Regions from separate parts of the Mus musculus genome. Here region 1 is linked to region 2. A link is a loop called in an ENCODE intact Hi-C map of the cell type or tissue named here. Cell type or tissue: left cerebral cortex. All regions are shown on one strand.

Region 1 (8,000 bases), 60 kb after region 2:
ACTCTATACATAACACTCATAAACTTGAAACAACGTAGGTACCCATCAGCTGATGAATGGATAACAAAACTGTGGTACATTTACATAGTAACGAAATTTACATGTAAATGGATAGATATAGAAACAATCATCTTGAGTGAAGTAACCCAAAATGAGAATCACAAACATCACATAGCTGTCTTCTGTGTGGAACTTTGAAAGCTTTAGATATGTAATTTTTTTTTATTCAAATAACCCTAGGGGTTAGGTAGTTAGTAAGGGACAAGGGGTAGGAGAGGTCTCCCAAGAAAAGGGAAATAAAATACAGTGTTATAAAGATATTAAGGGCAAACTAGATGTTGAAGATTATATAGGGAAGGGAACAAAAGGGCAGAGCAGAGAAGAAAATATGAAGAACAACCAACACTAAACACTATTTAAAAGCCATATGGAGATCTTCAACTGCAAAACCTTCCCTAAATATATACACGTGTGAATGAAATTTAAATGGAATCACTAGACAGCTTATGCCACCAAGTAAAGCCTCCAGTGCCAGAAATAGGTTATATCTCATTGAGCCATTGGCCAAAATAATTACCTCTATCCCTCAAACATTACAGGATAGTGCCAAGGCTACTTTTATTCTACCCAACCTGATGGAAAGGCTCTACTGCTGAAGATTCCATTGAACATGCCCTATTGAACATGGAGAAACTGGGCTGGAACTCAACTAGAAGATTTACCCCCACTGACCTCTATTCTTGGTGCTAGAATGTATCATGCATGCTACCAGAGGAAAAGGCATCATCAGATTCACCCATTTGCAAACACTCAGACTTACAATAGACACTGTCTGTAAGATGGAATGGTTCAATAGCTGCACACATGTTCTTGAAGAAACAAACTAATTTTCAAACTTGATTTAAGGTCTACTCCATGAAATGGAACCCATACCTGACATTACCAAAGTGGCCAAGAACCTGAGAGTGGATTGGCCATGGATGCTAAGGGAAAAAATTGTCCATTATTTTGTGCTAAATGAACATATCAATAAAGTAAATCCAATGGCATGCTGTTGTACTCACAGATAAGTGGCTCACTGGACCTCATCAGAGAAGCTTATTCTTTCAGAGGATGGTAATTCTTGTTCCCTCTTAATAACTGCCTAACAGCATGGAACCAATTTTCATGTTGGCAATACGACAGCTAAGGTTCTGGGGTAAATTGCTGGGGTCAAAGTTCCAGGGGAAACAAACAATTAGAAATACAATTTGTCCCATTGTTTCTTCCACCTCTTTCCTTCTCTGCTTTTCCTTTCTCTTCTTCACATTTTTTCTCATTTCCCCCTCTTTCCATGCCACTATTTTTCTTTCCAGGATGTGATATTACTATATAGTCCCTTAATGTACATATAAAGGAATGATTTACACTATTCTTGGGTCAGTAGGCTCATGGTGGCCAGTACCTGACAGATAGTACCACATGACTTGAATCTCCACCCAGTTGTTCAATTTTGATCATTTGGATATGAATCTGGGCATGTTCCCTAAATTCTTATGTTCTGGGAGTTTGGTCCTCAGTGAAGAGCTATTTAGATGTGATAGGACTATAAGAATTTGTGACTCTCATTAAAGTGGAATTGAATGGAGAACCACCCTTCAAGTGGACTAAATGCTGATCTTTGAGTGGATTAGTTTTCTGGAGGGATACTATTATAAGAGAGTGGGCCTGGTCCCTTTCCAATCTCTGACCTCTACTTTTGTCCTGTGACCTCTCTTCATCATGGGCTCTCACTACACACCACCAGTTGTCATTAGGTCCTCACTAGAACCAAGTTGATGCTAGTGCTGTGTTCTTAAAACTACAAATCTGTGGATAAACTTATTTTCTATATAAAGTGCTTAGCCTCAAGTATTTTGTTGTAGCAGTCTGAAATGTACAATGCACGGCCTTGAGAAAAATGTTAAAAACAAAGAAAACGTCATACATGCCTCATCTTCTCCATCTCTAAACGAAGTCTTGTAATTGTATGCTCCTGCCTCATAGACTGTGAGTACGGTCCACTGAGTATGGTAAATCTTTCAGAACACCTATTGACGCTTCTTCAGGATTCTGTACACAGCCTCATGCATCATGCTGGGCCACATGTCCTGGTGAAATTGACTTGCATATACAATGGCAGAGCTGGAAACCACTTCCTTACAAAGTCATGGAAAGTTACAAGAGTTTGGTTGATGTGATAAACGCTGTTGAAAAGATATTCAAACTAAGCTTGCTCTAAGTTGGTGCTAGAAGAATATGTACATTGGTGAAACCACTATAGAAACCATTATGGAGGTATCTCATTAAACTAAAAATAGAACTTGTACATGATCCTCCTAGTGTACGTATCCACTCCTAGGGATATACTAAAAAAAAATCATATAACCCTCACATCCACACTTATTGCTACTCTATTCACAAACCAAGCGAAAGGTCAGCTTAGAAGTACATAAACAAATGAATGTATAAATCAGGTGACTATCTATCCCTAAATGATCACATCAGTTAGCTGATGATAGAGAGGGCAGAGCTGCACTTGGGCGTGTAAAAAGCATCCTCTCACCAGCCTCTGGTGAATTCACACCCTCAATGGTGCAGCCTGCCAGACCCAGGCCCAACTGTTCCAAATAAATGCAACTGAGGCTCTGAGTCACATGGAGAAATTCAGGCCAGGTGTTTCTTAGGCCGTTTTATAGTACACTGGAGCAGGAGTTAAGGCAATTTTCTTCAATGGAGTGCTCTCAGAGTTTTAACATCCTTGCTTTCTTCAAGCTGCAGCCTCTCTCTTCAGTATTCCTACTTCTAAAGACTGCTAAAGAAAGCCAATACCATCTTCTCTACTAGCTAACTCTTTGCTTCCAAATGGGTCTCTTTCCAACTTAGACATATTTTTATACTTCCTGAAGTAATTGATTCTTTTTAATTAATCTCAAGAATCATCTCCATCCTGACTGCCTTATGTTGATAATACTGTAAGACTTTAAAATGCACTCATTTGTACATTTGATCATGACTATAAAATCCTCCAGTTATAATGAGAGCATGCGCGCGCGCGCGCACACACACACACACACACACACACACACACACACACACACGCAGAGTTACTTTATATGCAGTACCTTCTGGAAAATGCTTCTCCCAGCCTCCATCTGAACTCTGCCCTCCCACGTCAAAGCATGTCAGAATGGCCAACATCTTAGGGCCCCATATTTTTCATCTCTGTCCAGAGGCAGATGAACAGACAGAGTGTTTAAATGCTGACACTTTTTATATAGATCATTTGCATGAAAATGGTCATAAAACTTACTTTATTATATATAGGAAAGAAAAAAATTCCCATTACGTTTTTTAAAGGCTTATAGATTGAAAACACATTTCTAGGCCTTATCATTCAAACAAGAGATTTCACTTTACTGTGAAAAGAATTGCAAGGCCCACAAACAGGTGCAATCAACCAGTTCTCTAGATGTGCATTTGATAATTATGTATGCTTGTAAGTAAATTGTAAATACATCTATTAAAAATGGCTTGGATAATGCCATTGTGAAGACTAATCTGTGGAGTCTGTCTTCCTCATTGTCCCTGTGACTCATACAAAGAAAGTCATGTGTGTCTTAGAGGCTACAGTTGAAGCCCTGTCCATATCATGGGAGGATCTGAGCCTTAGTCATCCTCCTCCAAAGTCTTTGGATGACTGTGTTCCTAGGAGGATGGAGTTTTCTGCAGAGACACTCTCATTCACATAAAAGGAGTTACAGGAAGCACTGAAGGGAAAAGAGGCATTTCAAAATAACATCCTTCTCATAGACAGGCCATGAGGGCTGGGTATTAGTGTGCGTGTTCATTAGCAAGTGCAGTTGGAACTGGTCACTCGGGCTTTGGATTAAGGACTAAAAAGAATTTATTCTCAGGAATGATGGAGAGTGCCAGGGATTTTCTCACCTCTCAAAATAAGCTAATTCCGTGGACTAAGAAATAATGATCAAGACTGAAAACCTGGCAGGCAGCGTGAGGAACCTTTCCTTAGTGTGAAACAAAGGTGTTCACTAAGGATGGATTCAAAATGGCCATTTTCTAAAACAACTTTCTATTAAATTATGGAGGTGGGTACATGGTCAGTTGGAGTTGGGGATGCATATGGGTAAGATAACAATGGGGAAGAGATACAGAGTCATCTGAGAAGAGGGAACCTCAATGGGGAAAATGCCTCCATAAGATTAGGCTCAGGAAAAACCTGTAGGGCATTTTCTTAATTAGTAATTGATGGGGAAGGGCCCAGTCTTCTCTGGGTGGAGCCACCACTACGTTCTTTAAGAAGGCAGAGTGAGCAAGCCATGAGGAGCAAGACAATAAACAGCACCTCTCCGTGGCTTCTGTATCTGCTCCTGCCTCCAGGTTCCTGCCACGTTTTGAGTTCCTGTGCTGATTTCCTTCAGTACTGGACTACAGTGTGAAGTGTAAGCCAACTGAACCCTTTCCTCCTGATCTTGGATTTGGTCATGATACTTCATCACAGCAGTAGAAAAATCTATCCAAGAAAAAGTCTTTAACTCCTAAAGAGCCACCATCTAAATTTATCTTTCAAAGAGACCCAGGGCATTGCTAACATTGGAAACACAAACTCCTTTTAAAACCTAGTCACCTCAAATGATATCTTGGACTTGCTGGGAAAGTACCCATTGTGTTGTTCTTATATCAGAGATAATGTCAGCACATAGTACCTGGATCTTGATCAAGTATGGAGGAGCTGTTTAACACTGCCTGAATGGGCAACTTGTTTCAGGTCTACCTTTTCCTCTGGTGGCTGTACCCAGAAATGCTTGGTAGTTTGAACTATGCACCGATGTGCTAGCTTTATGTTGGTGTGACAAACTGTCCAAGAGAAACAACTTACAAAGAAGCCTGAAACAGAACTTTTAGACAAAGGTAACCCTCTGACCAGAGTCTGCCCCACTTAGCTAGAATCCCTATCACTTTAGGATTCGATGTCCAGGTGTGGCTTTCGATCTCTGGCTTTGATAAGTAGCATGTTCCCCCTCCCTCCTTTCTCAGCATGGACATAACTTCAGCAAGAGTCTCAAATAAATTTCAAGGCACTGCCCTGCCCCTCAGATGTAGCTAACATGAGTGGAACACTCACCATCTTGAGATGTGATAACAGGTAGAACTGACCTTCTATGTTAATGAAGTCACTGAAGCTTCAAGGATAGACAGAGGCTTCTGCTGGGAATGAAAGACCTTGTACTCCAGAGGAGTCCCACTTGGGGATGGAGGGCTTCTTTCCACCCATACACACACACACACACACCTGTATTGTTTTCAGACTTCACTCTGATGAACCACCACATGAAAACCTCTGTGATTTTGATAAAATTGGTGCAAGTGATATACAAAAAAAAAAAAAAAGTTCAAGCAAAACATGAATAGCAGAGCTTAGCTATTCAGTGGAGGCTTCTCTAAAGACCTTTGCTCAGTACTAGGGCAATACTGATGTGTTAGGGTTGTTTAAGAAGAGGATCCTTTGTAACCTCAGCTCTCCAAGATATTTAGGTCTAGGAACACATAAAGTCTACCTCGTATTACTTAGGTTGACAGAATTTCTTGTTTTATTCGATTTCATTCCAAGAGGGGCTGCTCAGAGGCCTGTGGAGGGGAGCCCTGGCTTGTGCATTCTGGGTGGAGAGTTCAGGTTTATTTCTCTATCTAGTCTCTAGTTATTTCACCACAACCCTGCTTCGAAGTAGTAAAAGTCACCACTTCCTTCCTGCTCTTGGTGTCAAAATCTGGTGCCAAATTCTCTCTCCATGGCTTCATCAATACGAAAGAGATCATCCATCAAGTTCCCATTAAAAAATATTTACTAACTGCATTCAGGGTTTTTACAAACTTTTTATTGACTCTTTACGAATTTCACCTCATTTACCCCAATCCCACTTGTCTCCCCTACCTTTGTACTTTTCTCCACCCTTCCAACTTCCCCCTCCCAATAGAGAAAAGAAAAATCTTGTTGTGGAAGCTGTAGTGTGTCCCACTTTGTCCACACTTTTTGCTTGCAAATGTTCACTGCAGTGACTTGAAGATCTGGTGTGAGTCCTCTGGTTTCTACTACTCTATCACTACTATAACATCACTGGGACTCTTCTTAGACACCCTGTTGTTGCCCTGTGTTACGGAGATACTGTAGTTTGAGATCTGTAGGACTGGCTCCTTCATGCACTCCAACAGTTAAATGATGGGGCAGATGTTGGGTTGGGCTGATTCATAGCCCTGGATCTGGGCCTGAGAGGTATCTGAGCTGACCAGCTCACTGGCTCTACTGTTCTCACATGCTTGGGCCAGCTCATGAGCAACCCCCACATCCAGGGTGATCTCTACTATGCTGCACAGGTGATATGAAGGGCCCACTCTCCAGAATGCTGCAGGAATGCTGGCGCTCTCATGCTCTGATGACCTCAGGGCCAGCTCTCCTGCCTCTCTTAAGTGACAAGGGGTGAGTGAGAGGGTTATCTCTTCCTTGCCGATGTTACCACACAGGAGACAAGTAGCAGGGCCCCATACTCAGGTCTTTGAGGCCTGTTCACCTTGCTCAACCTGCCACTAGGGTCAGTTTTATTGTGCTGCCCACATCAGGTGCTGGGCCCGGTCCCCTGAGTGCTGCTACTGGTGAGGGGCAGGATCAACTTTCCTGCTCCCATGACCCCAGCGCCAGGTCTTCCATGTGCTCACTTGTGCATTATGACACTTGGCAGGGGTGGTTTCAGGCATGTTCTGCTCTGCCCCTGCCACAGACCAGTAGAATGGTGGTCAGCTTAGGCTAGCTCCCTGTCCAGGCCCCATGGTGTCAGTCTGGTGATCATCTCAGGCTTGTCCCTAACCTGCCTGAGTGGCCCCTTGTGAAGGTCATCTGTCTGGGCTCACTCCTGCCCAGTACCTGCAGTCCCAGGTGGAGTCCTAGTCTCTGGCTGGCTCCCTGCCCTGGGAGCCCATCCAAGCCTGCACAGCACCATACTGGTGGTCATCTCAGGCTAGCTCTCTATCCTGGACCCCTGGCTCTGGTCTGGTTGTTATCTGTGGGCCAAAAGTGGGGTCTTCTGTCTGGTTCAGGGTTCTGGCCGGTAGGCCAGGCTGACATGGGGAGTTTAACTGCGTGTACCCCATGGAACCACCAGGTGGGCTTCGGACTGTGGGAAGCCACAGGACCCAGCTCTTGGGATGAAGAAGGTGCAGTCTGGGGTCCCTACGAACCTGCCTGAGGACTCCCATGCACCACAGATGCTGCTAGGTACAGTGGAAGAGCCAGTTCTGGCGTCCCTGGGTCTCACAGAGGGCAGGGAAGTCAAATTCTCAGTCGTGGACACCTCAGATGCCACTGGTTGTTGCAGAAGAGCTTAGAACAGAATGGGGACCCTCGGGCTGACTCTGGCCTAGGGCCCGAAGGGAAAGGGGAAGGGAGGAGAGAGTTCCTGCTGAGTCCAGCAGGGAGGAGAGTCTTAGGCTTGCTAGGCAGCTAGCTTGGCGGATGGGTTGGCTTGGTTGGTTGGCAGCCATGGCTGGAGCACTGGGAGGGATCCTGGCAGGAGGTTAGCTGTACAGCTCATTACAGGGAGACCTGCTCTATTGTTCCAGCACATCAGATCCCAATGAGAATAGGCAGTCCATGTTTTTAAGGTGTTTATTGTGGAAAGGCAGAGAAGGAGAAGAGTAGAGAAGTAGAAGCCAGCCATGGGCACGTGGAGAGAGGAGAGGAGGGAATAGGGAGAGGGAGTACAAGAGGGCAAGAGAGACACAAGAGAGTAAGAAAGCAAGAGAGGGAGGAGGGGGCAAACAGCCCCTTTTATAGTGGGCTCAGCCTACCTAGCTGTTGCCAGGTTACTGTGGGAAGGAGCATACCTGGCTATTGCCAGGTAACTGTGGGGGTGGAGTCCAGACAGAATACCAGGAGCTTGGGGCATTGCCTATGTGACTGATGGCCACAC
Region 2 (8,000 bases):
TTACCTGACTGTGAATAATTGAAAATATTCACATATAGAAATTTATTTCAGGTTTTTAAAAAAATAGCTTTCCACTGAGTACTGTGCCACCTGGAATGCTTAGAGAAATTCAATGACAAAAAAGTTGTAGATTTGAAAGTATGTGCATTAGCATGTTTATGTGAGGATGTGCATATGATTCACACTTGCTTTCCACAAAGAGGAAAGAAACAATGGATTTTAAAGCCAGTATAAGTTATATGCTTCTCTTGCGCAAGTATGACACACGGGTGTATTTTCAATTTATATGCACTATGAGGTGCCAGGAGATTACTTAAGAGCGTCCGTGCTGTGTGTTTTTTCAGAACCTTCTGGGGCAATTTTGCTAGACAAGATTTGGTAATCCTAAGTGAATTCCAGTATTGCTTCAGTCATTTTTGTGAAAGGGCCACTTGGCTTAACTAGAAAGTCATGACACAGTGAGGACTCAGATCAAGTATGCCTGAATGGACATGCAGGAACTCTTCCTCTATACTTCCGTGTGAAGAGTCACCACCTTTTCTTCTGCTTCTCTGCTCCTTTGGCTTTTATTTTTCCATGTTGAGATTGTAACCTCTCCATGACTCCCATGTCTATCTTTTCCCTGATTATGGACCCTCTATTCTGGCTCTTAAATTTTGATAATGCATTTATATACTTGACAAGCTACAAAGGATTCTCAGAAGATATCTAACGTATGACTGAGGGGCCTGCCTCAGGTGTGCTTTCCGTGTCACATGAGAATTTGGTAATAATGAGGAACCACAAGATAGGAGCTTATTCTATTGCTGTGAGGAGACACCCCATGGCAACTTCTATAAGAAAGAATGAAAGCAGTTCATTGGAAGCTTGTTTGCATTTCCGATCCATAGGGTTGCCTCATTATCACCATAATGGGGATCATGATGGTAGGCATGGAAGGCAAGGTGCTGGGGATATAGGCAGGTGGGCAGGCAGAAAGGGAGAGGAAGGGAGAATGGGAGAGGAGAGAGAGGAGGGGAGGAGTAAGAGGATGTAGAGGAAGAAAGAAGACAGAGGAGAAAGGGAAGGGAGAAGGGAGGGAGAGGGAGGGAAGGAAGGAGAGAGGGAGAGAGGGAGAGAGGGAGAAAATGAATCTGGCCTTGGCATGGGATTTGAGCCCATGCCCAAGGATATACTTCATCCAACCAGGCCACACCTCCTAATCTTTCTCAAACAGTCCACTCACTAGTGAATGTGCATTCAAATATGAGCCTAAGGGAGCCATTTTCATTCAAACCACTGTGAGGAGTATTTATGATATGTCACAAAGACAAAACAGCCCGGGCAGTAGGATCTAGACCCGAGGAAAAACGTGTGCACTACAGGCTTGGAGATAATCTGTTACCCTGCTGTCCTCCAGGAAGGAGGCACTGCTGTGTCAGCCCGGATATGTTTCACAAAAGAGGAGAATTAGAACCCAAGCTAGAAGACCTCGCAAGTCTTGAACAAGCCTAGAGTCTTGATTAAAGCAGCTGTTTTATTGCTTGGTTCTTGAGGTGCCTTTCTGGAAGAAGTGGCTCAGCTGTTTTCGTAGGCCATCTGCATTGTTTATCAAAGACTGGAAAGCATTTTGGATTCATTTTACAGCATGTATCAACTTATCATACAGGTCTCTCACTGTGTGGTGTTATAGTTGTTTATTTACATGTGTGTTTTCTTCTGTCAGGTTGAATGCTGGATAGGTCAGCCAGTCATAACTTAAGTCAAACCATAAAGCAAAGTAGGGAACCTAAGAACCTTCCCACCTCTACCCTCACCCCACATCCACCTTCTCCCCAACTGTACCCCCTCCCCATATCCACCTTCTCCCCACCTCTAGCTCCTGGCCACCTCTAGCTCCTGGCCACCTCTAGCTCCTCCCCACCTCCTTCTCCTTGTTTCTAGCCCACAATGAAGAGCTGTGATCAGAGGGCCATACATGTAACTTGGGGACCCCAGCTCTTAGAACGGGGTTCCAGCAGCTGGCCTGGCAGGATTTAATAATGCCATAAAGTTCTGCAGTGGAGGTGAAGAGACCACACTGACCCTTCCTCCTTATGTCTCAAGTTTGCCATGTGCACTGTTGTAGACCAGGAGAGCTTGTCAGCTGACTCCTGTTGGTTTCATTAGGTATACTTGAATTCCATTTCTTCTTTTGAAAACCTGCATGCCCTGGCACAAAATCCTTCTGATTTTGTATGCTCCACTAAACCACATGACTTATTCTGGAGTAATTTGGAAAGAATCCACATTTAGTGAATCTGTGACATTTATCAAATATTCATTATCTAAGGCACTTTACCACTAAATACAAAATACAGTGCAAATATATAATGTGTGTTTCTTGAAGGCCAGGCATGGTAGATTTCATATTCTAAAGCAAAGAAGATAAAAGAAGATATACACTGTATAAAGACATTTTGGTCAACATTAAATCACATATATGATGGTATTCTCAAATGATTATAATGAAGCTGGGAAGGTGGCCAGTGGTTAAAGTGCCTGCACTCCAGTGTGAGGACCTGAGTTTGCACCACAGCACACATGTAAAAAGATGGTGTGCTATTGGCATAGGGAGGCTGGGAGGTGGGGCCAGGCAGATTTCTGGAGCTCACTGGCCAATGAGTTTAGCCAGTCAGTTATCTCTGGGCTTACTGGAAAACCTTGTCTCCAAAAACAAGGTGGAAAGAAACTGAAGAATTAAACCTCTGGCTTTCACAGGAACACACACACACACACACAGAGAGAGAGAGAGAGAGAGAGAGAGAGACAGAGACAGAGACAGAGACAGAGACAGAGAGACAAAGACAGAGAGACAGGGAGAATGATATAATGGAGCTAGGAAATTCCTCCCATTTTGTACAGTAATGAGCTATAAAACTTGTATGAGAGCGGCAGAATGTCCAGTATAGCCTGGGGGGTGTAGTGGGCTGTTCCATCTGTCTTTGGGTAAATGTATTCTCTGGTGGTTACACACTGATGAAATTGCCCATTGATGTCTTTGTCAGACTGTATCCCCATATTTAAGCAATATCGTAGAAGCAAAAGGAGTTAATAAGTCAGTTTCTGCATTGAAGTTTCTTTCAAAAGCCAATGTGGCTTATTTTTCCTTGACAAACTAGGGCCTGCCCTGAGAAGCATTTGCACAGCGGTGAGTGGCTCCAGCATCTTGTAAAGATGCAAAGAGCAGGTGAGAGAATTTAGGATGTTAGCCTGAGGAAGAGAAGACATAATGGGGACAAGATAGCTGTCTTTAAACCACTGAAAAGCTGTCAGATGGGAAGGGGATTAGGATGGCAATTCGGAGCAACTCCAGAGGGCATGACTAAGGAGGCAAGTCTCAAGGAAGCAAGTTCGGCTTGAAAGAAATTTCTAGCAATTTGAGCTATTGCTAGAACAAATGATGTGTTCTAAAACACTGCGGGGTATGTTTAAGGAAAGAATTTCTGCACCAATTAATCCATGGGCGTTTGGATTAAATTTTCTCTAAGGGACTGCTTAATTCGAAGATTCTTGGTTCTTGGATATAAAAATTCTACTTTATACAAAGCGTTAGTTTAGTTTGCAGTAATCTGTCCTGCTGGCAAATTTATAGGCATCCCAACATGCAGATGTGAGCAGCTCACAGGGACCTCTGAGCCAAACAGCTGCCAGAACTTCTATTCAGTATAGACCAGGACTCCCAGATCTCCAAATCCAAAGTCTGATGCGCTACAAAATCAACCTGACACTACTGGAGGAAATTTCCATGTCTTGAAATGCTCCAAATTATTCAAAATAGTACATAAAATCACCTTCAGGTTATGTATATAAGGACTCAAATTTGTTACATACGAAACACATTTATGGCATGCTTAGATTTAGAGTTTGCTGCGACTTGGATCTACTTTGTCCCCTCAGAGGATCACATGGCACGGTTCTTGGCATGAGAAGGTTGAGATGGTGAAGATTTGAAGAGGGGGACTATTAGAATGTGGGGCCATAGCCCTTGAAAGACACTAACATAGCTTTTGAGGGGCCCGCATTCTTTCCTTTGAGGGTGGGCTATTGTAAAAGAGCAACTCTGACCCCTGAATCTTTGTGGCATGCTATCTTGCCTCCCTTCTCTCTTCCATATAGTCACCATGATGCCCAATCTGCCATGCCATCCTGCCACCAAGGAGACCTTCCCAGACTGTTAGCAGATGGAGTCACTCAGTCTTCCATCCTCATCCTCCCAGACTGGGAACCAAATTAGTATCACTTGTTTACAAAGCAGCCAGCTCAGATATTTTGTTAAAGTAATATATTTGGGACAAGTATAGTCCATGTGGAATAGATACCTCAGTGTGGGTATGCAAATATTTCCAAATCAAAAACTCTAAAATCCAAAACCCTCAAGCCATGGAGAGATACCTAGCTTGCTGTATAACCTTCTTCTCGCTACTACTCTCTAGGCCCCACCTATTCTTCTTTAAACTGGATAGTTTAAAGTCAACTAGAGATAAATTAGAGTCATTTTAAAAAGAGAGAATCTCAATTGACTAAATGCACCTACCAGATTAGCCTGTGAGCAAAAATGAAGTGTATTTTCTAGATTAACGATTGATGTGGGAGAACCCCAGTAATTGTGGGCTGTACCATCCCTGTGCTCTTGGTCCTGAGTACTATAAGAAAATCACAAGCAAACGGGCCACTAAACAGTGCTTCTCTGAGACCCCTGAATCTGCTCCTGCCACTAGGTTCCTGTCCTGTTTGAGCGCCTGCCCCAACTTCCCTCAGCAGTGGAGTGACTGAGAGTTGTAAGCTGAAACCCTTTCCTCCCCAAACTCTTTATAGTCATGCTGTCTTATCACAGTAGTAGCATTCCTAACTAAGATACCTCATTTCCTGAAGATGGCTTTGGAGCTGTCAGCAAGGATATCTATCTCTGTCTTCTACCGTGGAACTCTTGACCTAGCTTCCTTTGTGAGGAGCCTGTGCAGTCCATGCATTTCCCTTCTCAATATTCCTCCCCTGCTTGTTCCCTGCCTTCTTACAGGATCATCATGTCTGTGAAGATGAGACACATACATCTGTGAAGATGGGACACTGTCTTACTCAGGGTTTCTATTCCTGCACAAACATCATGACCAAGAAGCAAGTTGGGGAGGAAAGGGTTTATTCGGCTTACACTTCCATACTGCTGTTCATCACCAAGGAAGTCAGGACTGGAACTCAAGCAGGTCAGGAAGCAGGAGCTGATGCAGAGGCCATGGAGGGATGTTCTTTACTGGCTTGCCTCACCTGGCTTGCTCAGCCTGCTTTCTTATAGAACCAAGACTACCAGCCCTGAGATGGTCCCACCCACAAGGGGCCTTTCCCCCTTGATCACTAATTGAGAAAATGCCTTACAGTTGGATCTCATGGAGGCATTTCCTCAACTGAAGCTCCTTTCTCTGTGATAACTTCAGCTGTGTCAAGTTGACACAAAACTAGCCAGTACAGACACACATCTGTGGAGACAGGGACACACACATTTTTGAAGATTGGACACACATCTGTAAAGATGGGGACACACACATCCGTGAAGATGGGGGCACACATCTATGAAGATGGGACACACATCTGTGAAGACAGGAACACACACACATATGTGAAGACAGGGACACACATATCTGTAGCTCTTGGCTGTACAAGATTTTCTGATTAGAAATGGTTTTTAGCTGGCTTGGGAGGCGACCTCAGCCTCAGCAGCAGCGGTCGCCATCTTGTTTCCGGGACTCAGCAGAACTTAGGAAATTAGTCTGAACAGGTGAGAGGGTGCGCCAGAGAACCGGACAGCTTCTGGGACGGGCAGAAGCACAGAGCCGCTGAGGCAGCAGCCTGGGCGGGCCGCAGATAACCGGCCACCATCCGGACCAGAGGACAGGTGTCCGCCTGGCTTGGGAGGCGACCTCAGCCTCAGCAGCAGCGGTCGCCATCTGGGTTCCGGGACTCCGCGGGACCTAGGAAATTAGTCTGAACAGGTTAGAGGGTGCGCCAGAGAACCGGACAGCTTCTGGGACGGGCAGAAGCACAGAGCCGCTGAGGCAGCAGCCTGGGCGGGCCGCAGATAACCGGCCACCATCCGGACCAGAGGACAGGTGTCCGCCTGGCTCGGGAGACGGCCTTGGCCTCAGGAGCAGCGGTCACCATCTTGGTTCCAGGACTCCCTGGAACTTAGGATTTTAGTCTGCACAGGTGAGAGTCTGCACCACAGAAGCTGACAGCTTCTGGGAACTGCCAAAGCAACACAGCTTCTGAGAGAGGCCCTGTTTTGGGCCTTCTTCTTCGACCAGGAGGAGGTCCAAAAACAAGATATCTGCGCACCTTCCCTGTAAGAGAGCTTGCCAGCAGAGAGTGCTCTGAGCACTGAAACTCAGAGGAGAGAATCTGTCTCCCAGGTCTGCTGAGAGACGGTAACAGAATCACCAGAAGAACAATCTCTAAACAGAGTCAACTATAACTACTAACTCCAGAGATTACCAGATGGCGAAAGGTAAACGTAGGAATCCTACTAACAGGAACCAAGACCACTCACCATCATCAGAACCCAGTACTCCCACTTCGCCCAGTCCAGGGCACCCCAACACACCCGAAAACCTAGACCTAGATTTAAAAGCATATCTCATGATGATGGTAGAGGACATCAAGAAGGACTTTAATAAATCACTTAAAGAAATACAGGAGAACACTGCCAAAGAGTTACAAGTCCTTAAAGAAAAACAGGAAAACACAATCAAACAGGTAGAAGTCCTTACAGAAAAAGAGGAAAAAACATACAAACAGGTGATGGAAATGAACAAAACCATACTAGACCTAAAAAGGGAAGTAGAAACAATAAAGAAAACTCAAAGTGAGGCAACACTGGAGATAGAAACCCTAGGAAAGAAATCTGGAACCATAGATTTGAGCATCAGCAACAGAATACAAGAGATGGAAGAGAGAATCTCAGGTGCAGAAGATTCCATAGAGAACATCGGCACAACAATCAAAGAAAATGGAAAATGCAAAAAGATCCTAACTCAAAATATCCAGGAAATCCAGGACACAATGAGAAGACCAAACCTACGGATAATAGGAGTGGATGAGAATGAAGATTTTCAACTCAAAGGACCAGCAAACATCTTCAACAAAATTATTGAAGAAAACTTCCCAAATATAAAGAAAGAGATACCTATGAACATACAAGAAGCCTACAGAACTCCAAATAGACTGGACCAGAAAAGAAATTCCTCCCGACACATAATAATCAGAACAACAAATGCACTAAATAAAGATAGAATACTAAAAGCAGTAAGGGAAAAAGGTCAAGTAACATACAAAGGCAAGCCTATCAGAATTACACCAGATTTTTCACCAGAGACTATGAAAGCCAGAAGAGCCTGGACAGATGTTATACAGACACTAAGAGAACACAAATTCCAGCCCAGGCTACTATACCCAGCCAAACTCTCAATTACCATAGATGGAGAAACCAAAGTATTCCACGACAAAACCAAATTCTCACATTATCTCTCCACGAATCCAGCCCTTCAAAGGGTAATAACAGAAAAAAACCAATACAAGAACGGGAACAATGCCCTAGAAAAAACAAGAAGGTAATCCCTCAACAAACCTAAAAGAAGACAGCCACAAGAACAGAATGCCAACTTTAACAACAAAAATAACAGGAAGCAACAATTACTTTTCCTTAATATCTCTTAACATCAATGGTCTCAACTCCCCAATAAAAAGACATAGACTAACAAACTGGCTACACAAACAAGACCCAACATTTTGCTGTTTACAGGAGACACATCTCAGAGAAAAAGATAGACACTACCTCAGAATAAAAGGCTGGAAAACAATTTTCCAAGCAAATGGACTGAAGAAACAAGCTGGAGTAGCCATCCTAATATCTGATAAGATTGACTTCCAACCCAAAGTCATCAAAAAAGACAAGGAGGGGCACTTTGTTCTCATCAAAGGTAAAATCCTCC

What was found. A loop is a pair of places that touch in the nucleus more often than their neighbours do. Peaks named below come from ENCODE experiments on the same cell type or tissue, not always from the same donor. Only the 100,000 strongest peaks of a DNase experiment are listed, where the experiment ranks them.
Region 1: it touches region 2 in a loop (3-fold over the local background); 2 of 42 quality-filtered maps call a loop at or near these places.

Annotation. Positions count from the first base shown.
Region 1 is chr14:58,642,057-58,650,056 of GRCm38, forward strand. No RefSeq gene overlaps it. Among named protein-coding and RNA genes, the nearest start is that of Gm25614, 4.3 kb to the right of the region's middle. In left cerebral cortex, no CTCF peak of the experiment used is centred here; a DNase peak (open chromatin) is centred at 3,682.
Region 2 is chr14:58,581,665-58,589,664 of GRCm38, forward strand. No RefSeq gene overlaps it. Among named protein-coding and RNA genes, the nearest start is that of Gm25614, 65 kb to the right of the region's middle. In left cerebral cortex, no CTCF peak of the experiment used is centred here; no DNase peak of the experiment used is centred here.